2 separate regions of the Homo sapiens genome follow, and region 2 is linked to region 1. A link is a loop called in an ENCODE intact Hi-C map of the cell type or tissue named here. Cell type or tissue: PC-9. All regions are shown on one strand. Each heading gives the region's core, and the rest is flanking DNA. Links, peaks and the distances in the headings are about the cores only. Region 1 overlaps CYTH4 (cytohesin 4). Region 2 has its middle 20 kb from the start of CARD10.

Evidence for each region. A loop is a pair of places that touch in the nucleus more often than their neighbours do. Peaks named below come from ENCODE experiments on the same cell type or tissue, not always from the same donor. Only the 100,000 strongest peaks of a DNase experiment are listed, where the experiment ranks them.
Region 2: it touches region 1 in a loop (12-fold over the local background); 2 of 110 quality-filtered maps call a loop at or near these places.

Annotation. Positions count from the first base shown.
Region 1 is chr22:37,315,042-37,319,421 of GRCh38, reverse strand. CYTH4 (cytohesin 4) reads right to left here. Exons shown (of 13, transcript NM_013385.5): 13 at 4,081-4,380. LOC105373024 (a long non-coding RNA gene) reads left to right here. Exons shown (of 4, transcript XR_938232.3): 2 at 1,917-2,030. Among named protein-coding and RNA genes, the nearest start is that of CYTH4, 35 kb to the right of the region's middle. RefSeq lists an enhancer at 631-1,488. In PC-9, for the core only: CTCF peaks have their summits at 2,182 and 2,385 (motif pointing left); a DNase peak (open chromatin) is centred at 2,411.
Region 2 is chr22:37,537,230-37,541,609 of GRCh38, reverse strand. No RefSeq gene overlaps it. Among named protein-coding and RNA genes, the nearest start is that of CARD10, 20 kb to the right of the region's middle. RefSeq lists a silencer at 2,537-2,726 and enhancers at 2,345-2,844, 2,845-3,346, 3,453-3,662. In PC-9, for the core only: CTCF peaks have their summits at 2,375 and 2,574 (motif pointing left); a DNase peak (open chromatin) is centred at 2,599; H3K27ac peaks cover 683 bases.

The sequences.
Region 1 (4,380 bases), core at 277-4,276:
GCCCATCAAGCCTCTTTCCTCCTGTCCAGCGACCGCTCTGTTCCTCCCTCACCTCCTCCAGCCCCCTGTGGCCCACCTAGCCTCCTTAATCCATCCCTTGAGTGGTCGATCCTAGGGGCTATCCCCAGACGGCTTCCAGCCGTCTCTCTCCTGCTTTGAACCCTTTCCTGGCTCCCCGTCACCGTCCTGGTAAAGTCACCCACGCAGGCTGGCCAGTGTGTCTCCGCTTCTGTTGCATTCCAAGTCCAGCTGTTCTAGGCAGGCCTCCTCCAGGCCCACCAAAGAATTCACCGCTTCTCAAATGTGCCAAACTCCTGTGTGGGGGCTCCGTGCTCCAGTCTCCCCAGGCCCCACAGCCCCTCTTCCCTCATCCTTACCGTCGCTCCCAACGCTGTCCCCATAGCGAGGTCACTTCATCCTCCTCCGCCGGCCCTGCCTGCAGACCAGATTCGCCCACGTTTCTCCAGAGCCCAGCGCCCGGCCTGGAACCACCACGGGAAGAGCATGTTCTCCCCAAAGAGGCCCTGTGGAGTCTGGCTTTTCTCCTGGAGGGTGGTTGTTGGATCTTGGGCAGAGGAGGCTGTGCTGTCAGGAAGAAGCCAAAAGGGATGGGACAACATTGCCAGACAGGGAGGGAGGTGGGGCTGGCTCGCGGGGACGGTCCAGAGAGGGTCCCCACTGGGCCAGGATCACATGGCAGTTTGGGGCAAGGCCAGGATTTTGACCCAGATGTGTGTCACTCTCTGGCTTCATTCTTCAGCCATTCTGGGTGCAGTCTGGAGAGTTGGGAGGCATGCAGGAGTGAGTGGCTGGGTCTCTGGTGCCCCTCAGAGGCCAGGCTCTCAGGACACTTGGGGTAGGAGGTGGTCCTCCCATTGAAGGGAAGGAGGGTCTGGAGCCTGCAGTGTCCTGGTGGGAGCAGGCCTGTCTTTGATGCTCACACTTGCAGACCCCTGGGGAAGGCCTGAGTCATCACTGAGCCGGCAAACATATTTAGCTCCTTTTATGTCCCTAATAAATCAATTTCTCCAGGTCTTTCATACCTGCCACTCGACTCGGGCTGCCTGCCCCCATCTCCTGTCCCCTGGCAGCTCTGTGTGCCAGGCTTCAAGATGGAGGGGCTCCTCCTCCCCAGGTACCTGGCAGGGGCCCACTCTGCCTTCTCCAAGCCCCGCTGCCCTGGCCTATTCCAACCCAGAGCCTTCTGTGCCAAGCTAGTCCTCCCTCAGGCTGGGATGTCTCCGTTCAGCAGCCACATTACTGAATGCCCCCTCAGAGCTTCATGCGGCCAAAGCTGCAGCCCCAGAGCTGCAAGGATCCTGCACTGTGCACGCAGCTCAGTCCCAGCCAGCACCCAGCCTCCCTCAACCTTGCATTCTTTTGACTCACTGGGGCTTGTGTTTGGGGCCCAGGGGAGTTCCAGAAATACCTTGCCTCGACCTGCCCTCCTTGTCCTGTCTCCTACTGGCCCCACTGGCTGGAAGGCTCAGACCTCCACTTGGCTTATCTTTCCTGAGCACACCTCTTCCAAGAAGTCTTCCCAGATCTCCCCCACTACCCCACTGCCCACATGAATCTTTCCCCCTCAAATGGCCCCAATTCCATGTTTTTGTAGCTCCATGAATGCATGCCCACAGTCTGCCTTGTGACCATAATAATAGTAGCATGTAACGTCCCAGGAGCTGCCTAACGCTGTTGTTAGCATTTTACATATATTTAATTATTTCCATTTTATAGATGGGAAACCTGAGGCTCAGAGAGCTTAGGAAACCTGCTTAAGGCACAGGGTAGAGGTGAGCCTTCACCATGGCCCTCTGGGTGGCTCTGACGGCTACGTCACCCCCCCGCCCCGTGCCCTGACACAGTAATGGCTTTCGTGGTACCTGCTCATCTTCCTCCCCCGCCATCCCTTCCAGGGCAGGAGCTGTGTTGCAGCGGTGCCTGTTGCATGTGGAAGTCTCCCTTCAAGGTTTGCATCATGGAACTCACCTGGCCCAACCTCTCAGGGAGGAAAATTCCAACCAGAGAGGGTAAGCAACTCGTTCGGGGCCCCACAGCCAGAAAGCAAGAGTGCGCGAATCTCCCAGTGCCAGGCCCAATGCCAGCCCCAGCAGGGGTGACTGTGCCCAGCACGAGTGGCGGGGAGGCCCATGCTTGTTTGTGTCCATGGGTGTCTACTGGGCTGCTCGAGCCCTTGGGCCCTGATAGACCAGATGTCTCCCCCTTTAGGACGTCCAGGCCAGGGCTCTACTCCGGACAGAGACCCCGTCCCTGCAAGGGACAGCCAGTCAGCCCTGTCCAGCCCCGTCCAGCCCTGTCCAGCCCTGTGCAGCCAGTCCAGCCATTCTGACTGCAGCGTTGAAACCTCTTATCCACGTGTGGTGGGAGCCCCCTGCTGACCAGAGTGAGGAGTGGCAGAATGGCAGGAAGGTGAGCAGACATGCCCTGGAGAGACTCAGGGGGCCAGTGAGTCAGAGCCCAGCTCTCCATGCTCCTGGCTTGTGATGTGGCCTCTCCAGGTACTCCTGCATCTCCTGGAGGCACCAACGTTCTCATAGCTCTCTAGGCCTCTGGACATTTGCACCTGCTGATGCTGAGACCCAGAGGGCCTTTTATCAGTTAACTTCAGGTGAACTAGCAGTTATTGTGCACCTATTGTGTGCTGGGCACTCTGAGTATGTGCAAGGTCTGGCCCACAAGGAGCTCACAGTTCAGTGTGGGGCAGACATGAAGTGAGCTCACTGCATTATCAGGTGCGTGTCCTGTCCCCAGCCTGGCTGCCAATACTTGAGCACCCTCCTCAGAGAAGCCTCCCCGGATTGCCCTCTGCCCAGCCCAGCCCAGCCCAGCCCTCCACTGCCTGCTCTGCGTCCTCTGGAACAGCGTGTGTTCAGTACTGCAGGGATGTGAGCCCCATGCAGGCAGGGATTCGGCCTTGTTGTACCAGTGTCTGGGACAGTGCCTGGCACAACGTAGGTGCTCCATAAACATTTGTGGGATGTACAAATAAATGAAGGTTATTGAATTCAAGCTCCTCCGTTACCCACCAAGTGATCCTTGGAGCAGCAGTGCTTGCACTCCTCCAGCAACGGGGAACATTCTACTCACCTCCCGTGGCAGCAGGCTCTTTCTCTCTCTCTCTTTCTGTCTGTCTGTCTGTCTGTCTCTCTCCCTCCCCGCTCCTTCCTTCCTTCCTTTCTTTTTATTTTGAGACAGAGTCTCACTCTGTTGCCCAGGCTAGAGTGCAGTGGCATGATCTCGGCTCACTGCAACCTCTACCTCCCAGATTCAAGCAATTTTCCTGCCTCAGCCTCCCAAGTAGCTGGGATTACAGGCTTGCACCACCACGCCTGGCTAATTTTTTGTATTTTTAGACGGGGGGTCTCACCAGGTTGGCCAGCCTGGTCTCGAACTCCTAACTTCAGGTGATCTGCCCGCCTTAGCCTCCCAAAGTGCTGGGATTACAGGCGTGAGCCACCACGCCTGGCTCTTTTTTTCTTTTGAGATGGAGTCTTGCTCTGTCACCCAGGCTGGAGTGCAGTGGCACCATCTGGGCTCAATGACACCTCCGCCTCCCAGGTTCAAGCAATTCTCCTGCCTCAGCCTCCTGAGTAGCTGGGACTATAGGCACCCACCACCACGCCCAGCTAATTTTTGTATTTTTAATAGAGACGGGATTTCACCATGTTGGCCAGGCTGGTCTCGAACTCCTGACCTCAAGTGATCCTCCCACGTCGGCCTCCCAGAGTGTTGGGATTACAGGCGTGAGCCACCACGCCTGACCGGCAGCGGCTCTTTCTATCGTTAGACAGCATTGCCTGCTGGAAAGTCCTTTTGCCTTTCCCTGGGCTTGTCAGAACCAGCTTGCCTGCACCTGCTCTGTGGAAGCCCCATTGGCTGTCCAGCCCCTGGGGATGGCTCCTGTGCCAGTGTTCCGGGGATGGGGTCGTAGGGCCCTCTGAGTGACCAGCCTCCCTGCCTGGCCCTCCTGCCCTCCACTGGGAAAGGGACGGAGGTGGAGGGCCCGGTGGGGTCAAGGTGGCAGCCGCAGTCACAGAGAGGACAGAGCCCACTCACGAGTTGGATCAGGAGTTTTATTCTCTCTTTGGAATGACTCCCAGAACAGCCACTTATGCCCAGAAAATCCATGATCCCATCTCCTCCATGATGGAGGAAGCTGAGGACCAGAGAGGGGAAGGGAGTAGACTAAGGGAGTAGCCAGTGCATCCCAGGAGCAGGACAGAATCTCTGACCCCTGACCCCTAGCCCAGTGCTCCTTCCACCACCCCTGGCTGCTCCTTCATGGACCAATGAGGTGACAGAGGCAGGGCCTAGTTCACAGGCTGACAAGAATCTGCGGATGTCCTCAGATGTCCCACA
Region 2 (4,380 bases), core at 320-4,319, 220 kb before region 1:
AGGCTGGGTTTGGCTCCTTCTGCCACTTTTTTTTTTTTTGACATAGAGTGTTGCTCTGTCGCCCAGGCTGGAGTGCAGTGGCTCGATCTTGGCTCACTGCAAGCTCCGCCTCCCAGGTTCACGCCATTCTCCTGCCTCAGCCTCCTGAGTAGGTGGGACTACAGGCGCCCACCACCACGCCTGGCTAATTTTTTGAATTTTTAGTAGAGATGGGGTTTCACCGTGTGAACCAGGATGGTCTCGATCTCCTGACCTTGTGATCCGCCCGCCTCGGCCTCCCAAAGTGCTGGGATTACAGGCGTGAGCCACCGTGCCCGGCCTCCTTCTGCCACTTCTGAATGGTTCTTCTCCCATCTGGGCCTTGGTTTTCCCATCCGTGAGCTGGACACAGGAATGGTGGCTTTTTCCTGGTGTTGTTATGAGAATCCAAAGGGTTAACACATGTAAAGAGCTTACGACAGCACCTGGTGTATGGTCAGCCTTGTGATGTTTTAGCTGATGCCACTGCTGAATGGTGGGTACTGTGGGAGGGGCTGCCCAAGACATGGGTTGGAGCATGCCTGGCAGACAGGGAGAGGACATGCCAGGGGAAGGCCACTGCCTGTGCAAATGCCCAGAGGTGTGTAGCACATGGATGTGTTGGACAGTGGTGGGGTGAGAGGTGGGAAGGAGCATTTGAAGATACTATCATTCCCTTTGGATATTCTCCTCAGGGCAGCAGGGAGCCATGGAAGGCTCTTGAGCAGAGGAGTGACATGGTAGAGCTGAACGCCAGGGCTACAGAGTGGTGATGGACTGGAGGGGCCAGACCAGGGCAGAGGGACCAGTTAGGAGTAGGCACAAGAAGCCTGGTGGGAGATGGGGTTCCTGAACGAGGGCATTAGTTCTGGGGATGGAGAGGCCAGGAGAGGACTAGTGGAGGGGGTGGGGCATGTAGCTGAGCTGCTGGTGATGAAACAAGGAGCGAGGAACACAGTGGGCTGAGGGAGATGGAGGAGTGTGAGTGTCCTGGAAGCCATTGATTCAGAAGATACTAATATACTTAGCAGGGGATGTTGAAGGAGGACTTTGAAATGTCTGTAGTAGTCGTCCAGGGGATCAGCAAGGGAAGGGCATCCCAGACAGAGAGCTGCCAAAGCAAGAGTGCAGAGGTGTCAAATAGCCTGTGTGTTTGGAGAGCAGTGGGTGTGGTGGAGTTTGGGTTTTGGGGGGAAGTAGGGGGCCAGGAGTTTGGGGCCTTGGGCACAATCCTGTAGGCTATTAGGAGTGGGAGTCAGTGAACCGAGTGGCAGGAAGAAAATTTAAACATCTCTATTAGTTTCCTGTGGCAGCTGTAACAAATGACCACAATCTTGGTGGCTTAAAACAATAAAAATTTATTCTCTCCACGCCAGGTGCAGGGCTCTCGCCTGTGATCCCAGCACTTTGGGAAGCCAACGCAGGAGGATCGCTTGAGCCCAGTAGTTCGAGACCAGCTTGGGCAACATAGTGAGACCCTCATCTCTACAAAAAACTTTAAAAAATTAGCTGGACATGGTGGTGTGAGCTGGGAGTCCCAGCCACTTGGGAGGCTGAGGTGGGAGAATCGCTTGAGCCCAGGAGGTCAAGGCTGCAGTGAGCTATGATCACACCACTGCACTCCAGCCTGGGCAATAGAGCAAGACCCTGTCACTGAAAAACAAACAAACAAAAATGATTAGTTCTGGAATCCAGAAGTCTGAAATCAAGGTGTTGGAGGGGCCCCGCTCCCTCTGAAGGTGCTAGGGGAGAATCCTTCCTTGCCTCTTCCCGCTTCTGGTGGCTCCAGGTGTCCTTGCCTTATGGCAGCCTCGCTCCTGCCTCTGCCGACATTTCCGTGTAGCTCCCTCTGTGTCAGCATCTTCTCTTCTTGTAAGGACACTTGTCAGTGGATTTGGCCCCCCACGGATAATCCAGGACGATCTCATCTTGAGATCCTTACTTTTTTTTTTTTTTAAGATGGAGTTTCGTTCTTGTCACCCAGGCTGGCGTGCAATGGTGCAATCTGGTCTCACTGCAACCCTCTCCTCCCGGGTTCAAGCGATTCTCCTGCCTCAGCCTCCCAAGTAGCTGGAATTACAGGCATCCGCCACTACGCCTGGCTAATTTTTTATTTATATTTTTAGTAGAGAGGGGGTTTCGCTGTGTTGGTCAAGCTTGTCTTGAGCTCCTGACCTCAGGTGATCCGCCAGCCTCAGCCTCCCAAAGTGCTGGGATTACAGGAGTGAGCCACCGCGCCCGGCCGAGATTCTTATCTTCATTACATTCGCAAAGACTCTTTTTTCAAATAAGACTGTATTCCCTGGTCCCAGGTGGACGTGTCTTTTGCAGGGGGGCCACCAGTCAACCCACTGCAAAATCCCCAGGCAGTGCCCTCTCCCACGTTCCTCTCCTCCTTGGGGCTCCCAGCCCCTCCAATCCAGCCTCCTTGAGTAGGAACTGTGTGGTCCTCATTCACTTTTCCACCCCTAGGGCCCAGAGTGGGCAGTGTGTTTGCAAATATAACTCCGTTCCTCTCTTCTTCCCTCCCTCCCTCCAGTAACCGATGCCACCAGAGGCTAGAACTGGTGCTGCACCTGTGGGACGAGGGCGCCACCGTGTGTCCAGCTTGGAGCAGTGTGGTCACAGGCTTGAGCCCAGCCCCTGCCCTGCTGACAGCCACTTACAGAGCGCCTGCCCCACCAGTCACTCCACCCACATCAGCCCTCTTCTTCATGGCCGCAGTATAAAGAGGGAATTACTATCCAGTTTTTCAGATAAGGAGACTGAGGCTGAGACCTTGCTAACGTCACCCAGCCTTCAGCTGCCGCCAACTCCAAAGCCACACCCACGCCATGCTGTGGACCAAAACTAGACCTGTGCGTGGGTCTGGGCGTGAGCCTTCAGACTTCTCAGGGTGTCCTGCTATTGGGAAGCTGACGCAGGAGGATTGCTTGAGCCCAGTAGTTCGAGACCAGCTTGGGCAACATAGTGAGACCCTCATCTCTACACCTCTTCTGTAAAGGGGGGAAGGTGCCAAGGACCGCCCTTGCCAGGTGGCCCCTTCCCCGTCTCTGGCCCTGAGAGAGACCTGCAGACCCCTGAGGCCTGTGGGTCTTGGGGGAATGAATTTTTGGGGAATACAATTCTGAGTACTTTCCAAACATTAGTCTTTTTGAATATTTTGGTGTTCATTGTTTTTCTCTAAACATTTGCATATGTGTGAACTATTTAGTGATTTAAAAAATATACTTAACTGGGTTAAAACTTTACGTAGGGCTGAGTGCAGTGGCTCACGCCTGTAATCCCAGCCCTTTGGGAAGCCACGGTGGGCGGATCACTTGAGGTCAGGAGTTTGAGACCAGCCTGGCCAATATGGTGAAACCCTGTCTCTACTAAAAATACAAAAATTAGCCGGCTGTGGTGGTGCATGCCTGTAATCCCAGCTACTCGGGAGGCTGAGGCAGGAGAATTGCTTGAACCGGGGAGGTGGAGGTTGCAGTGAGCCAAGATTGTGCCACTGCACTTCAGCCTGGGCGATGGAGTGAGACTCTGTCTCAAAAAACAAAAGAAAACGAAACCAACTTTATGTAGGCCTCCAGTTCCCCTCTAAAAGACAACAGCTGGCTGGGCGCAGTGGCTCACGCCTGTAATCCCAGTACTTTGGGGAAGCCAAGGCAGGAGGTTCACTTGAGGCCAGGGCTTCGAGACCAGCCTGGGCAACATAGTGAGACCCTGTCTCTATTTAAAACAAACAAACAAAAAAGGCCTGGCACCGTGGCTCATGCCTGTAATCCCAGCACTTTGGGAGGCTGAGGCAGGCGGATCACCTGAGGTCAGGAGTTTGAGACCAGCCTGGCCATGCGGCGAAACCCTTACTAAAAATACAAAAATTAGCCAGATGTGGTAGCGGTGGGGGGTGCCTGTAATCCCAGCTCCTCAGGAGGCTGCGGCAGGGAAAATTGCTTGAACCCGAGAGGTGGAGGTTACAGTGAGCCAAGATCGCACCATGGCCCTCCAGCCTAGGCAACAGAGCGAGACTCCATCTCAAAAAAAAAAAAAAAATAAAATAAATAAATAAAAAATAAATGAAAAACAATAACTGATGGCAGTTTCCTCCATATTCTCCCAGAGATGATCTGGGATGATTTATATATGTATATATGTATGTACATGTACACAGTATATGCAGACACACACACCACACACACATTCCCCCACTTCTTTTTAAAAGCAAATGGTGGCATACGATATACAATTCTCTACTGTCTTTTTCCACATAATGACATTTTTGCATTTATTCCATATGATTGCATATAATTTACCTTTGGGGGTTGTATTAGTTTGGGCTTCCTTAACAAACTACTATAGACTGGGGGGCTG